Linked DNA regions of Homo sapiens: region 1 is linked to region 2. A link is an interaction called in ENCODE POLR2A ChIA-PET data of the cell type or tissue named here. Cell type or tissue: GM12878. All regions are shown on one strand. Links, peaks and the distances in the headings refer to the core of each region. The heading gives the core; the rest is flanking DNA.

Region 1 (7,555 bases), core at 2,531-5,030, 68 kb after region 2:
ACATTTTGGATAAGAGATACTCAATCTATACCATTTTTCCTTAAAGGAAACCAGAGCTCTTTGGAGAAGTGGTTAATTCTAAGGCTGGGGCAGGGAAAATACAGGCTGAGCCTGGAGGATGTTGTGGTCAGCCTGAAAGAGCTCCCAGTGGCCAAAGCTGGAACAATTTCATCAATAAAATAACTACGTATAATATTGAATTATAATCTGATTTATAAATAAAATGTATACACATGAGTCCAAATTGATATACATAAATGACTGAATAAGTAAATAAATGGGGGGAGAAGAACTCTTTCTTGTAGAAGACTTTAATAAATGTAAAAGGAATGAGGGAAATAGAAAATTGTTGTCACAAAGCCACAGCAGTAATTGCTGCATGCAACTTCCACTAATACTAAAATTAGTGAGGTGGGCCAGGCATGGTGGCTCACGCCTGTAATCCCAGAACTTTGGGATGCTGAGGTGGGCGGATCATTTGAGGTCAGGAGTTCGAGACCAGACTGGCCAACATGGTGAAACCCCATCTCTACTAAAAATATAAAAATTAGCTGGGTGTGATGGCGGATGCCCATAATCCCAGCTACTTGGGAGGCTGAGGCATGAGAATCAGTTGAACCCAAGAGGTGGAGGTTGCAGTGAGCTGAGATCGCACCACTGTACTACAGCCTGAGCAACAGCAAGACTCCCTCTCAAAAAATTAATTAATTAATTAATTAATTAATTGAGTGAAAGTTTAAGGTGAAACAGAATATTTGCATAACCTCAAAGTATCTGCCCCCACTTACTCAGTAATTACAAAAGGAAAAATAGTAACTTTACAGTGGAGAATCCTGATGGACACCACCTTAACCACATGATCAAGGTCAATATCAAGGATAGTAAGACATAGTGAGCTCATATGCCCCTGATAGAATGTCCTGAAAAGGACAGATCATGCCTTTCGAATTCTTCCCAAACATCCTTAATCTCATTTGACTATGAGAAAGCTTTAACCTAAATACAAACACATTCTTCAAAATATCTGACCCTCGCCGTTCAACAGTGTCAGAGGCATAAAAGACACATCTTTGCTAAGGAATCACTACAGATTAGGAGGAGAATATTGCATGACAATTAAATGCAATGTGGGATCCTGGATTGGATCCTAGAGCTGAAAAGGGACGTTAGTAGGAAAACTGGTGAAATCCAAATAGTTATAGTATTGTGCCATTCTCAATTTATTAGGTCTTTTTTTGCTTTTATTATTATTTTTAATTAACATATAATTGTACATATTTATGTGGTACAGTGTGACATTTCAATACGTGCATACAATGTGTAATGATCAAATCAGGGTAAGTAGCATATCCATCACCTCAGACACTTATCATTTTTTTGTATTGGGAGCATTCAAAATCTGCTCTTCTAGCTATTGGAAAATATACGATAGGTTGCTGTTAATTATATTTACCCCACAGTGCTATAGATCATTAGAACTATTCCTTGTATCTAACTGTAGTTTTGTGTCTGGTAACCAATCTCTTGCTATCCCCAGCCCTTCCCAGCCTCTAGTAGCAACTATTCTACTGTCCACTTTTATGAGATCAACTTTTTAAACTTCGCATATGAGTGAGAACATGTGGTATCTGTCTGCTTATTTCACTTAACATAATCACCACCAAGCTCATCCATGTTGTCATGAATGACAGGATTTCATTCTGTTTTATGGCTGAATGGTATTCCATCGTGTATGTGAGCCACATTTTCTTTATCCATTCATCTGTTGCTGGAACTCAGGTGGATGCTGTATGTTGGCTTCAGTGTATCAACACTGATAATTGTGCTGGGACTGCACTGTGGTAACTGGGGGGAAGCTGGCTGAAAGGTATGTAGGAACTCCCTCCACTATCTTTGCAACCTTTCTGTAAGCCTCAGATTATTTCAAGTTAAGTAGTTTTTTAAGGTCACAATGGAGTCACTAAATAATCATTCTCATTAGATTTTCGCTAATTTATAGAGGAAGATTCTGCATTTGCAAATCTTAGAACAGAGTAATGCAGGGGCATTCTTTTCATCAAGACTATTTCTTGAGCTATTTTCTAATCCTTCTCATACACACTCCCATCCCTACCTCTACAAGTCTGGTCTCTATTTAGTGTACTTAATACTTTAGCCAGTTGCTTACAGCCCTCTAGAAACCTGTGAGTGGGAATAACTCCACAAAGCTCTGCCTCCTCGGGAACCACATCTTAGCAGTGTTTTTTGTTGGTGACAGTGAGGGTCTAATTTGAATGTTCACACCAGAACTGTCAAAGTATTTCATGCAATACTTTGAAAAAAATCTCTTGATCCACCAATCATCATTACCCAAGACAGGATTTGAACAAGAATTTAGAACTCGTAGTCTTATATTTGTTTGAATGGGAAGAGGAGAGAAGCAGACCGTATTGTTTCTAGGCAAAATGTCTGGGAATTCAGTGAATACAAGTAGTACTACGGGAACTTTCATTCTTAAAGGAAATCAATGACAGCATTAAGTTGTCTAGAAAATCAGTTTAACTTTAGAAAAGCATAAAGCCGTTTAAAATCAAAAGAGCAAACTCTTAAAAGACAAAGTTAGGAGCAGGTACGTACTTTGGCGTCTGAAAATGAGCGGTCTAAATTCAAGCATTTTGACATGAAAAATGAAATGTGAAGTATTTGGAATTCAACCCTGAATTTTTTTGCCGGTAACTCTTGTGTATGTTCAACTAATTTAGCAAACTGCACTAGTTCACATTTTTTAGGTGAAACAAGAAATAACAGAAGTTGCACCTAAAGTAGTCAAATTTCGTAGAGACAGAAAGTGGAATGGTGCTTACCAGGGGCTGCGGCACTGGAAAGGAACGGGGAGTTAGTGTTTAATGGGGACAGTTTCAGTTTTGCAAGATGAAAGCATCCTGGAGAATGGTTACACAACATTGTGAGTGTACTTAATGCCATTGAATGCACACTTAAAATGGTTAAAATGGTAAATTTTATATTGTGTATATTTTATACAGTTTTAAAAACTAAAAAAAAAAAGTAACAAGTCTTCAGCAGTTATATTCCACTTCATTGCCAGGGTGTCTGGCTCTAAGGGGAATCTCTGCTTAGAGGACCATTAATCCTTAGGAACCTTTTTTTTTTTAAAAAATCTAAAGATGGTTCCTGGACATCATTTACCAACTGGCAGTTTAAATGGCCTGTGTACCATAAATTGTGAGGTTAAAAAAAATCTGGTACACAGGAAACAGTAGAGCTGGGTGGCTGGGAGAGTTGCTTTTGGGGTTAATTTATAACTAAGACAAATGAATCTATGAAAAGAAGAAAAGCCCCGTAAGAAATATGCTAACTGATGGTGAGGGAGAAAAGGGTTTAGATAAAAGATATCTGAACTTGTTTGGTCTCAGTGATTTTATGACTGAGGAATTCAATTATAGATGTACTGGATGGAGCAAATCACAATTCTGTAAATTACTAATAGGACACAACGATCTTTATCATTTTCTGTATGTGCTCACATGCAAAGTTCAGTCCTGCCCTCTGTAAATAAACTCTCTGCCTAGCTATACCCATGCTATGAATTCAGGGCTTGAGTGTTGAAACATAGGCAATGCTTACTGCCCCAACCTTAAAGGCAGGTGGAACTGAGATTAGGAACGAAGACAAATTACTTTTGCTTTTGAATTTTGGCCTTCGGGTTTGTTTCATTTTTGTTCATTTCTTTTCATTTTTATTACTAAAAAGCTGATTTTTTAAAATAAAAAGATCACAACCACACAAAAAAACTATTCTTCTGTAGTTTCTTCCAGTTTTGTTCACATGTGTATGCTTTTTATTTACTGACAGTTACCGTATATACATCACTTGGCCCTCAGCCTCTTTCACTGTTAGGTCCTATAAATTTTTCATTTCTACCTGGCTTTCAGAGTTTTCATAATGGCAACATAATCTTAGTGATAGCACGTAATTTACTAAGCCAGTTTTTAGGTGGCTTCTGGTGTTTTTATTATTGTATAATTATGTTTTATTCTTATACCATTACATACCATGAATATCTTTATGTAAATATTTCACTCAATTAAAAAAATATTTTCTTCAGATAAATTGCCAAGAGAGGAATTTCTTTGTTAAAGTGTTTGAGCAATTAATTACCTTACTCTTGCATTATTAATTTTATGACATTTCAAATTGCTTGGAGGATATATTAATAGCAAATGAACAAAACATACAAAGCATAAATATATTTTGGAAATACATTTAAATGATTTCTGTTAATTTAAATGAATTATCATTTACTTAAGGCTTTGGGTGTATGATAGTGGTGGGAGGCTGGAGAGTGAAGCGCTTCAATAGTTGTTTAGAGATTAGAACGATGTGAGTGGTTTATTTTTATTTTTATTCTTTAGAGGCAGGGCCTTCCTCTGTTGCTCAGGCTGGAGTGCAGTGGTGCAATCATAGCTCACTGCAACTTCAAATTCCTGGACTCAAGTGACCCTCTTGCCTCAGCCACCGGAGTAGCTGGGACTACAGGCACACACCACCGCACCTGGCTAATTGCTAAATTATTTTCAGAGATGAGGCCTTGCTATGTTGCTCAGACTGGTCTCAAACGTCTGGCCTCAAGCAATCCTCCTGCCTTGGCCTCCCAAATGGTGTTTTTTTAAAAAACCCAGCTTAATAGCAAAGAAGTTACAGATTATTTCCTGAGGCTATGTCAAATTTAAATAAAATGTAAAGACTGTGCTGTGGGTCCCTTACCACCTTTAAGTCTAAGTTGCTAGTTATTAGGAAGAAATGATTGCTTTTGAAAATGCAGATTTAACAAAGTAGGACTTTCATAGAGATAAGTTCAAATCAGTTTTTAAAAAATATTCATTTAAAACCAAATATTTTTAAATTTGTGGTTTGAATATTTGAGAAACAAATTTAAGAATAAAGATACAATAAGAATTTTAAGATACAAAACTATATGTTTACAATATATTAAAATGAATAGGAAAAAGATTATGGGTGAAACTCTCTCCTTTTTATTCTCAACTTTCTGTTTGGGGGTTCAGTGTCTCCTTCCACAGTTTTCTTTGCCTCAAATAAATAAAGCCAATTATGAGCTCTACAGTCTGAGTTATAGTATTCTTGGTTCTTTGGGTACCGCCAATAACTTATATATCACAAATAATACATATACAGTGTTACATAGTAAGTGCTCAATAATTGGAAGCTAGTTCCATGGGGCAAAAGGAAAGCAACTGTGTTCTCTTTCATACTGTTCTAGTTTTTTTTTTCCTTTAAGCTTGTGACTTCTTGTTCTTCAGTCCAGATCCTGTGATCTGAAATAATTTAAATTATTAAAAGTTAGATATTTTTAACCTTTTATACTCCCACTAGACAGGACATAGGAAATTTAGTGACGTAAGCATCTTTAATAATCCTTAAAAGTCATAAGACTTGGTGGCTGGGACAAGAAACAATTAGGTATAAATTTCAGGGAAATACCATAATGGCATGACTTTTGTTTTCTTTTGTTAACAAGCCACATGGCTTTCCTCTCAAGCCCAAGGAATACATAGTGTGCTCTCCTTTTAAGATTTCAGTTTTGTCTGCATCACAGAGATGTATGTTTCCCTAAGTTTGCTCACTATAATTTGTGATTGCTATTTTTCTTATCTGCGAAGGAAGTACAGCAGCTCCCACTGGGGAAATACCATGTTAAGTTGATCCTAAAATAAGAAATCTAAGGGAAAGGTCACATCCTAATAACTTGTGCAAATCTAAATTCCCATGGAGCTTTGCAATCATTTTGTAGGAGTATAAAAAATCTATTATTGAACTTCTTCCAGATAGCGTCGTAAAATTGAAGTACTTTTATATACAGAAGTAACCACTAAATTATAAATACAATTGACAAGACCTAATTTTTTAAGCAATCTATTATGAATACGTAGAGAAATCTGGCATGACTAATAAACCACAAAATCTTTCTTGTCACTTTCACTGGAAATATAAAGTATATTACTCATGAAGTATTGTGATAATTACATACAATAGTAATTTCCTATTACTATAGAGATATTTAATACTCAATTTTTACTTTTTTTTTTTTTAACTGATGCTGACCTTTTAGTTATACTTTGGAAGAACCTTAACCATGTTGTTCCAGGGAAATTCACTGCTTTGGGAGCCAGGTCACTGAGTTACTACTGTCTTTCCTCTTCTGTTCTTTGGCCATCGTTTAAGTTTCCTTACCTGTTAAGTAAGAAAGGTTTATGTTAAGGATCAAGTAAGATCAAATATATAAAGGGTTTAGAAATAATTTACGGCGTATATTTATGGTATTACTGTAATAATTGCCTTGACTTTTTTATCTTTTCCAAATGAATAAATCAAAATAGAAAGAGGTTGAGTAACTTACTCGAGCTAACAGTCACCGGTACACGCTAATCAGTGCCCCACTCACTGGTCAAATCTAAGTAATTCTTCAAGGGATGGAATGTAAATGGAAACTGCTCCCTTATGCTGCATACAGAGGTATTACATTTTGCAGTAAGGATTGATTGTTTCCTAGCACGTAGTAACTAACCTGTTTTGAGGATGCGTTGTTAGAAATGCATCTTGGACATTTATGTATATATACGTGCATATATATATGTATGTATGTATGCATGTATGTATCGCTAGAGGAATGTGCGTCCTTGCTTTCTTACTACAAATTAAAGCTGAACAGAATGTGGTGTTTGTCTTTTGGTATTGTCTGAATAAATACCAATATCTACTAGTATTTATTTCCTTGCTGGTAATAATGTGTTTTCATTAATTTAAGATTTATAGGAACATACTTGGGTGCTCTGCCTGCTAGAAACTGATCTGTAGCATGAGCCATTTGTTGAAAGTACTTAGATATTTCTGCATTTATTTATTTCTGTTTCAGACCCCACAATAACTATATTACTATAAGAAATATAGGCCAGACACAGTGGGTGGGTCACACCTGTAATCCCAGGAGTTTGGGAGGCCAGGTGGGTGGGTTACACCTGTAATCCCAGCAGTTTGGGAGGCCCAGGTGGGAGGATGGCTTGAGGCCAAGAGTTGGAGACCAGCGTAAGCAACATAGTGAGACCCTGTCTCTGCAAAAATTAAAATAAAAAAATTAGCCAAGCATGGTGGCGCCCGCCAGTAATCCCAACTACTCAGGTGGCTGAAGCAGGAGGATCACTTGAGCAGGGAGGTCAAGGCTGCAGTGAGCCATAATTGCACCACTGCACTCCAGCCTGAGGGACAGAGTGAGACCCTGTCAAAGAAAAAGAAAAGAGAAGAGAAGACTAAATTGTTTTTTACATGCTTATCTATGTGATGTGAGTTCAAAGAATCTCTGCAATGATTCAATATCTTTTTAATATTTTTGTTTGGGAAAAGCATTAAGCTCCTTCATTGTGTTAATTAATTCAGTTTTCTCTTTTATGTTATACACCAGCATGAAAAGTGTGAGATGTTAGAGGCCCACATCAGTACCCTACCACATATTTACCAGGAAAAGCTGACTTTATGCTTAATG
Region 2 (7,555 bases), core at 2,707-5,206:
ACTAGTTTTACCATGTTTGCATGATAAAATATTACTTAGATATATAATAGAATTATATTTTATCATTCTATAACTAACTGGAAATTAATCAATTTGTCCAAATTAACAGTTTATTTATCACTGTTCACTTTGTGTGTGTGAAACCATAGCCAGAGTGCTGGTAAAGTTTATTTCTCTTCTCAAGCAGTGATGTAGTAGAAAAGGAAGACCCACTAGAGGATCCACGAGACCAAAGGGAAGAGAATTCATATATCACCCAGTACTCCAGTAAACCTCGATGGAGTTTTAGTTCAATACTGTGATACAGGAAGAGAGGAATATTTTCAATACAACTCCTTCACAGAGTTTATTGATGGTGGGAGGTAAGAGGGAAAGGGGATTGTGGAGGCCTCCGCAATGTATCATTGAGTAAATGAAGGACGTTGTGGTGTGTCTATGGTAAGATCCAGTCCGTGTTTGCAATGGGGGAAACGTTCACGTATTTATAGAGGGAGTCCAGCAGTACTTACACAAATGGTTAAGAGAAGTGATGGCAAATTTGCAGAATACCTTAGACCACTTGGTGATCACCTTCATTCCACCAAATATCAGAGAGGGCAATGATATGGAGCAAAAACTAAAATACTGCTCATGGCAGTGAAAGTTGGTACAACCATTTTGGAGGGCCATTTGGAGCTTCGCCTCAGAATAATGCAAATTAAAACAGTGAGGAGGTACCATTTTGTGTCCATCAGGTTGGAAACAATTTTAAAATCTTGGAATACTAAGTGTTGACAAGCATGCGGGAAAGTGGAAATGATACAGTGGAAATCCAGACGACCACTTTGAGGAGCATTTGGGCAACAGCTAGACTTTGTAGAAATGGTCTGCTTCCAGAATCCTTGCCTCTGTGAGGCTGCCTGTTGTTGCCTGTACCAGTGAATGACATTGAGCATAGAACTTTTCAGGCATGTGCTTTTCACTCAAAACGTTTAGACCTCGCTTCACTGTTTTAGGCGAATGTTCCTGTGCAGAAGTCTCGAGCCCACCTAATGAATTCCTTTTCCCTGCGCAGGTGGCTTGATGCTCTCTTTTGGGATACTTGTAGGAATTTTCTTTATCTTCAGCAGCTTCACTAGTATTCTTCCTGATATTGATTATTTTCTATATATTCCCAAGACTCTTTGATGTGCAAATTGAAGTAATCATTGCGGTAATGTTTCCTCCTGTCACTGAATATGTCTTTGACTTGGTTTTCCATGTTTGTTCTGTGCTTTTTTACTCCTGACACATTTTTTTTTTTTTGTTCTGGGACTGTGTTGTTTTCTCCTCAGTTTCTTTCCTCAACATTTCCAGCTCTTTGGGGGCCTTATTCTTTAGTTTTGTTATCTCATCTTCCCTTTAATCTCTCAAGAGTGTGAAGGATATGGTATCTAAGCATTTCTTCTCTTTCCGGGGTAAGTTTAGATTCTTTACCAGTTCTGCACAGTTGCTTTTTGTTTTTTCCTTTTGGGGGGCTTGTAGAGGGGAGAGTAACAAATTTCCGCATGGTCCTGCATCCAACTTGTTTTGCCTACCCATCTTTGACAAAGCAGTCCTATCCTGGACTATTTGCCCCCAAGATAGTGTAGGCAAATTCTCCTTGACTCCAAGGAGTTTATCTGGGTAATATTTGGATCCACCCCTTAGAACATGTGTTGAAGGGCGGATGTGAATGGGGTGTGGTTTTGCTCCATCCCTCACTTGCCTGTAGAGAGCAGGAAGGAATGAGAAGAGAGAGTTGGGGCTTGTTGCAGATGAGTTAATGAAGCTTTGTCACCAATCTTTGTAATGAGCTCTGAATCAAAAGGGCATTCTATTGAGTTAGGGGGAAAAGGGTCTGTCCCTGTAGACAAAGAGTTGAGGCAACGAGGCCCTCTTGAGTTTCAAAGTGTTCCCCTGTTTCAGAGTAAACCATCGAGCTGGTGCACTTAGTGTGAAAGCGTTGGGTGTTTCAACTTTTAGTGTGATGTGGTCTAGTGTTCCTCCCTCCACGCAGAGATTTCATTTGCTGCTTTAAACAACAAACAAAAACTCTCTTTCACTTTCCACCTGGACAAAAGGAAAAAGGGGTAAATTCTGTGAGTTGTTCAAAATGAGGCTTATGATCTATTTATCTAAGGAGGGAGAGGCTTGAAGATAGTTTTCTGCATTTTGTTTGTCACCTAAATATACAATCTTTATACCAAAACCTCAGTGAAATTTTCACTCAATACTGATTGCTCCACTGCATTTCCTTCTGAGAGAAAGTCAAGAGCCTGTTCCTTGTAGCTCTTTTAGTTGGATAAAATTTGTGTTATATCTGACAATAGTTTTTGAAGTTTGTGGAATGAAATGGAGACCTTCACATGGTTTCAACATTGATTGTATGTTCTTTTCTCTTTTCACTTAATTTGGTACATTTGGCTCAATTTGGGGAAGAAAATTCTTTTGTAATCCTACATTCTAGCTGCCGTCTAAAGGTCTTTCCAAATTCATGTTGTATATGTCTTCTCTGTTGCAAATGTGGTTGGTTGAGATTATTTGCATTGAAATTCTTTATGGCAAATCATGCCTTCAGATCTTTATTGGAATGTTTTCACCTGGTCTTAAAAAAGATCTTTCGTGGTCATCATTATTTCTATATACTCACTCCTACCAGCAGCCCACAGCCCCAAAGAAGACGGAAGATATAATCTTTTAAACAAAATACACTTGATTGTTTTAACTCTCGTGGAAAGAGTAAATATAATAGTAACATACTTAGACAATTCTACCCAGGTTAATGAGTAGCATTATCTCACAGGCTGTCTGTCCATTTGTAGTGTAACTGTGATTTGGTAAGTAGAGTATGAACAAAGGTGAAGAAATTTAATAACTTCCATGATCTTCTTAAGTTTTTTATTTTTTTCTTTTGAGATGGAGTCTCGCTCTGTCCCCCAGGCTGGAGTGCAGTGGCGTGATCTCGGCTCACTGCAACCTCCGCTTCCCAGGTTCACGCCATTCCCCTGCCTCAGCCTCCTGAGTAGCTGGGACTACAGGCACCTGCCACCACGCCCAGCTAATTTTTTGTATTTTTAGTAGAGACGGGGTTTCACCATGTTAGCCAGGGTGGTCCTGATCTCCTGACCTCGTGATCCGCCCACCTCAGCCTCCCAAAGTGCTGAGATTACAGGCGTGAGCTACCACTCCCGGCCGATCTTCTTAAGTTTTAACAGAGTGCTTTTTTAATCATCTGCTTAGGTATACCCAACTTAAGCCCATACATAAAAATGGCCACTTGGGCACTTTTATTAATGGTCAAACACTAAAATTGTAATAAGGAAATCAGAAAAGGTCATTAACAAATGATTTAAAGAAAAAAATACAAACAGCCATTTTAAATAATGTTTACCTCACTAGCTATCAAATATATTTAAATAAAAAGATACCATTCCATTAAAAAAAAAAAAAAAAAAAAAAAAGCCCAAGCCAGGTGTAGAGGTGCACATTTGTAATCCCAGGTGCTCGGAGGCTGATGCAGGAGGATTGCATGAACCCAGGAGTTTAACACCAGCCTGAGCAACATAGCAAGACCCTATATCTAAAAAGAAAAAAAAATTAAGTCCAGAACTGGATGGCTTCACAACTGAACTCTACCAAACATTTAAAGAAGAACTGATGCTAATTGTTCTCAAACTCTTCCAAAAACATTGAAGAGGAGGAAACACTTCCAAATGCATGTTATGAGACCATCATTATCCTGATAGCAAAACCAGACAAGCATGCTACAAGACAAGAAAATTACAGACCAATATCCCTGATGAACATAGATGCACAAATCTTCAACAAAATAATAGAAAACCCAATTCCTGCCACTGCACTCCAGCCTGGGTGGCAGAGAGAGACTCTGTCTCAATTTAAAAAAAAAAAAAAGCATTTGACAAAATTCAATATCCTTTCATGATGTTAGGTATAGAAGGAATGTACCTCAACACAGTAAAGACCATATATGAAAAGCCCACAGCTAACATCATACTCAATGATGAAAAGTCAAAAACTGTTCTAAGATCAGGAACAAGACGAGGATGGTCACTCTAGTCAAGATAGTACTGGAAGTCCTAGCCAGAGCAATAAGGCGAGAGAAGGAAATAAAGGACATCCAAATTAGGAAGAAAAGAATGAAATTATCTATTTGTTGATGACCTAATCTGATATATAGAAAATCTAAAGACTCTACAAAAAAAACTGTTACAACTGATGAATTCTGCAAATTGCAAGATGTAAACTCAACATACAAAAATCAGTAATATTTTTATATACAAAAAAATGAATTATTCAAAAAACTAGGAAAACAATCCTATTTACAAGAAAATTTTTAAAATAGGATAAAATACTTAGGAGTAAATTTAATCAATGAGGCAAAAGACCTGTACCCTAAAAACTATAAAACATTGAGGAAAGAAATTGAAGATGAGACAAATAAATAAGGTGATACCCTGTATTCGTGAATTGGAAGAATTAATATTGTTAAAATATCCACACTACCCAAAGCAATCTGCAGATTCAATGCAATTTCTATCAAAATTCCAATGTCATTTTTCACAGAAATAGAAAAACAATCCAAAAATTTGTATGGAACTGCAAAGGACCCCTAATATCCAAAGCCACCTTGAGCAAAAAGAACAAATCTGAAGGCATCACTTTACCTTATTTAAAAATATGTTACAAAACTATAGTAATCAAAACAGCATGGTAATGGCATAAAAGTAGATACATAAACCAATGGGACAGAATAGAAAGTCCAGAAATAAATGCATGCATATATGGTCAACCGGTTTTTGACAAAGATGCCAAGAACACACAATGAGGAAAAGACAGTCTCTTCAGTAAACGGGGTTTGGAAAACTGGATATCCACATACAAAAGGATGAAAATGGGCCCTTACCTCACACCATATACAAAAACCAATTCAAAATAGATTAAAGACTTAAATGTAAGACCTGAAACTGTAAATCTACTGGGAGAAAACCCAGAGGTAAAACAATTTCTTGGGTAGGATTCCAAACTACAGGCAACAAAAGCAAAAATAGACAGATGGGATTGCACCAAACTAAAAAGTTCCTGCATAGCAAAAGAAACAACAGAGTGAAAAGACAGTCCACAGAATGGGATAAAATATTTGCAAACTATACATCTGATAAGGGGCTAATATCCAATATATATAAGTAATTCAAACAACTCAATAGCTAGAAAACAACCCAATTTGAAAATGGGAGAAACACCTGAACAGACATTTCTCAAAAGAAGACACACAAATGGCCAACAGGTTCATAAAAAAATGCTCAACATCACTAATCATTAGGGAAATGCAAATTAAAACCACAATGAGCTATGACTTCAAACCTGCTAAAATGGCTATTATCAAAAAAAAAAGAACGGTAAGTGTTGGTGAGGACATAGATAAATAGGAACCCTGGTACACTGTTGGTGGGAGTGTAAATTAGTATAGCCATAAGAAAAACAGTATAGAGGTTCCTCAGAAAATTAAAAACTGAATTACCATATGAAACAGCAATCTACTGTGGGTATAGGGGATTGAAATAATTATTTCAAAGAAGTATCTATACCCCTATGTTTTTTGCAGCATTATTCACAATAGCCAAGATATGGAATCAATGTAAGTGTTCATCAGCAAATGAATGAATAAATAAAACGTGGTATGTATACCCAGTGGAATGCTATTCAGGCTTTAAAAAGAAGGAAATTCTGTATAAAAACTCGGATGAACCTGGAGGACATTTTGCTAAGTGAAATAAGCCAGACACAGAAAGATAAATACTGCATGATTACACTTATATGTAGAATCTAAAAAAGTCTAACTCATAATAGTAGAATGTAGAATGGTGGATTACCTCAACCGTGGATTGGATAAAGAAAATGTGGTCACATACACCATGGAATACTACACAGCCACACACACACACAAAAAAATCGTGTGCTTTGCAGCAGCATGGATGCAGCAAGAGGCCATTATCCTAAGCAAAATAACACAGGAACAGAAGACCAAATACCACATGTTCTCACTTATAAGTGGGACCTAACTATTGGGTACTCACGGCCATAAAGATGGCAACAATAGACACTGGAGACTGCTAGGGGGAGAGAGGGAGCTAGGAGTGGAAAAGTGAACCATTGGGTACTATGCCTAGTACCTCGGTGAGGGGATTATTTTTACCCCAAACCTCAGCATCACGCAATATACCAAGGTAACAAACCTGCACATGTACCCAATGAATCTAAAATAAAAGTTGAAAATACTTTAAAATAAATAAATAGAAATTTTGTTTCACCTATGTGTAAAATTAAATAAGGCTGTGCTTACATAACAAAGGAAATCCCATTGAAAAAGATCTCATCTAACTGACTATTTGACGCTGTTTAGAGTGAATACTTCATTTCTAGTAAGTTGTTTTTGCCATGATAGAGTCACGGATTTAGAAATTGTACCTTTTTAAGGAGTCTCATCAAAGAATAAAAGCCATTCTTCTTTGCATTGTTCTCACGTATTGCACAAAGCCTTAACCCTATGTCCAATTTTGTTCTTAGATTAAATAAATTAATTAAACTATAATAAAAAAAAGAGGGATTACCAGGACTGGGGGTGAGGGGTGAATGGGGAAAGTTTAGACATTGGTCAAATGGTACAAAGTTTCAGTCAAACAGGGAATAAGTTTTAGATATCTATTCTACAGCATAGTGGCCATAGTTAATAATAACATATTGTATATTTCAAAATTGCTAAAAGATTAGATTTTAAATGTTATCACCACAAACACACAAAAGATAAGTGATAGATATGTTAATTAGCTTGATTTAATCTTTCTACAATGTATGCATATCAAAATATCACATTGTACCCCATAAATATCTACAATTATTATTTGTCAATTAATAATAAAAAATTAGATATTATTTGCTTGTCAAATTGGCAGAGTTTTTTTAAAATTTAATTTTAAATGTTGAGAAGTGTGTAACGAGATACTCTGACACAAATAAACGTGGACACAACCCTGATGGAATATAATTTGAAAATTCTTGGAAAGAAAACTTTGAGGTTTTTGCTTTTTGACCCAGACATTCTACTGCAAGGAAACCATCCAAGGTAATAATCAGTGAAGAATATAAGCATTATGTACAGGAGCACTTATTGCACTGTTATTCATAAGAAGAAAAAAATTTAAAACAACCTGTTTTCAAATACTAAGGGAATGTCTAAATCAATTGCACTACTTAAGATGAAATGTCATATAACATTAAAATTGTGTTTTGGAAGAATTTTAGCAACGTGGGAAAAGTAGAAGATGTACTGTTAAGTGATAGAAGCAGACCACTCTACATAAGTTCAATCATGATATGTCATGTGCATAAAATAAATCTGGAAAGAAATACACCAAAATATCATCAATGATACTATCTTGCTAATGGAATGATACATGATATTTTTATTTTTCTTAAAATTTCTCGGCCAGGCGCGGTGGCTCACGCCTGTAATCCCAACACTTTGGGAGGCCGAGGC

What was found. ChIA-PET counts read pairs that join two places held together with the same protein. Peaks named below come from ENCODE experiments on the same cell type or tissue, not always from the same donor. Only the 100,000 strongest peaks of a DNase experiment are listed, where the experiment ranks them.
Region 1: POLR2A ChIA-PET joins it to region 2 with 6 read pairs; 2 of 35 experiments call an interaction of 5 or more read pairs at or near these places.

What each region holds. Positions count from the first base shown.
Region 1 is chr3:12,313,581-12,321,135 of GRCh38, forward strand. The region is part of intron 2 of PPARG (peroxisome proliferator activated receptor gamma); the gene reads left to right. Among named protein-coding and RNA genes, the nearest start is that of PPARG, 28 kb to the left of the region's middle. In GM12878, for the core only: no CTCF peak of the experiment used is centred there; a DNase peak (open chromatin) is centred at 3,481.
Region 2 is chr3:12,244,995-12,252,549 of GRCh38, forward strand. No RefSeq gene overlaps it. Among named protein-coding and RNA genes, the nearest start is that of PPARG, 40 kb to the right of the region's middle. In GM12878, for the core only: no CTCF peak of the experiment used is centred there; no DNase peak of the experiment used is centred there.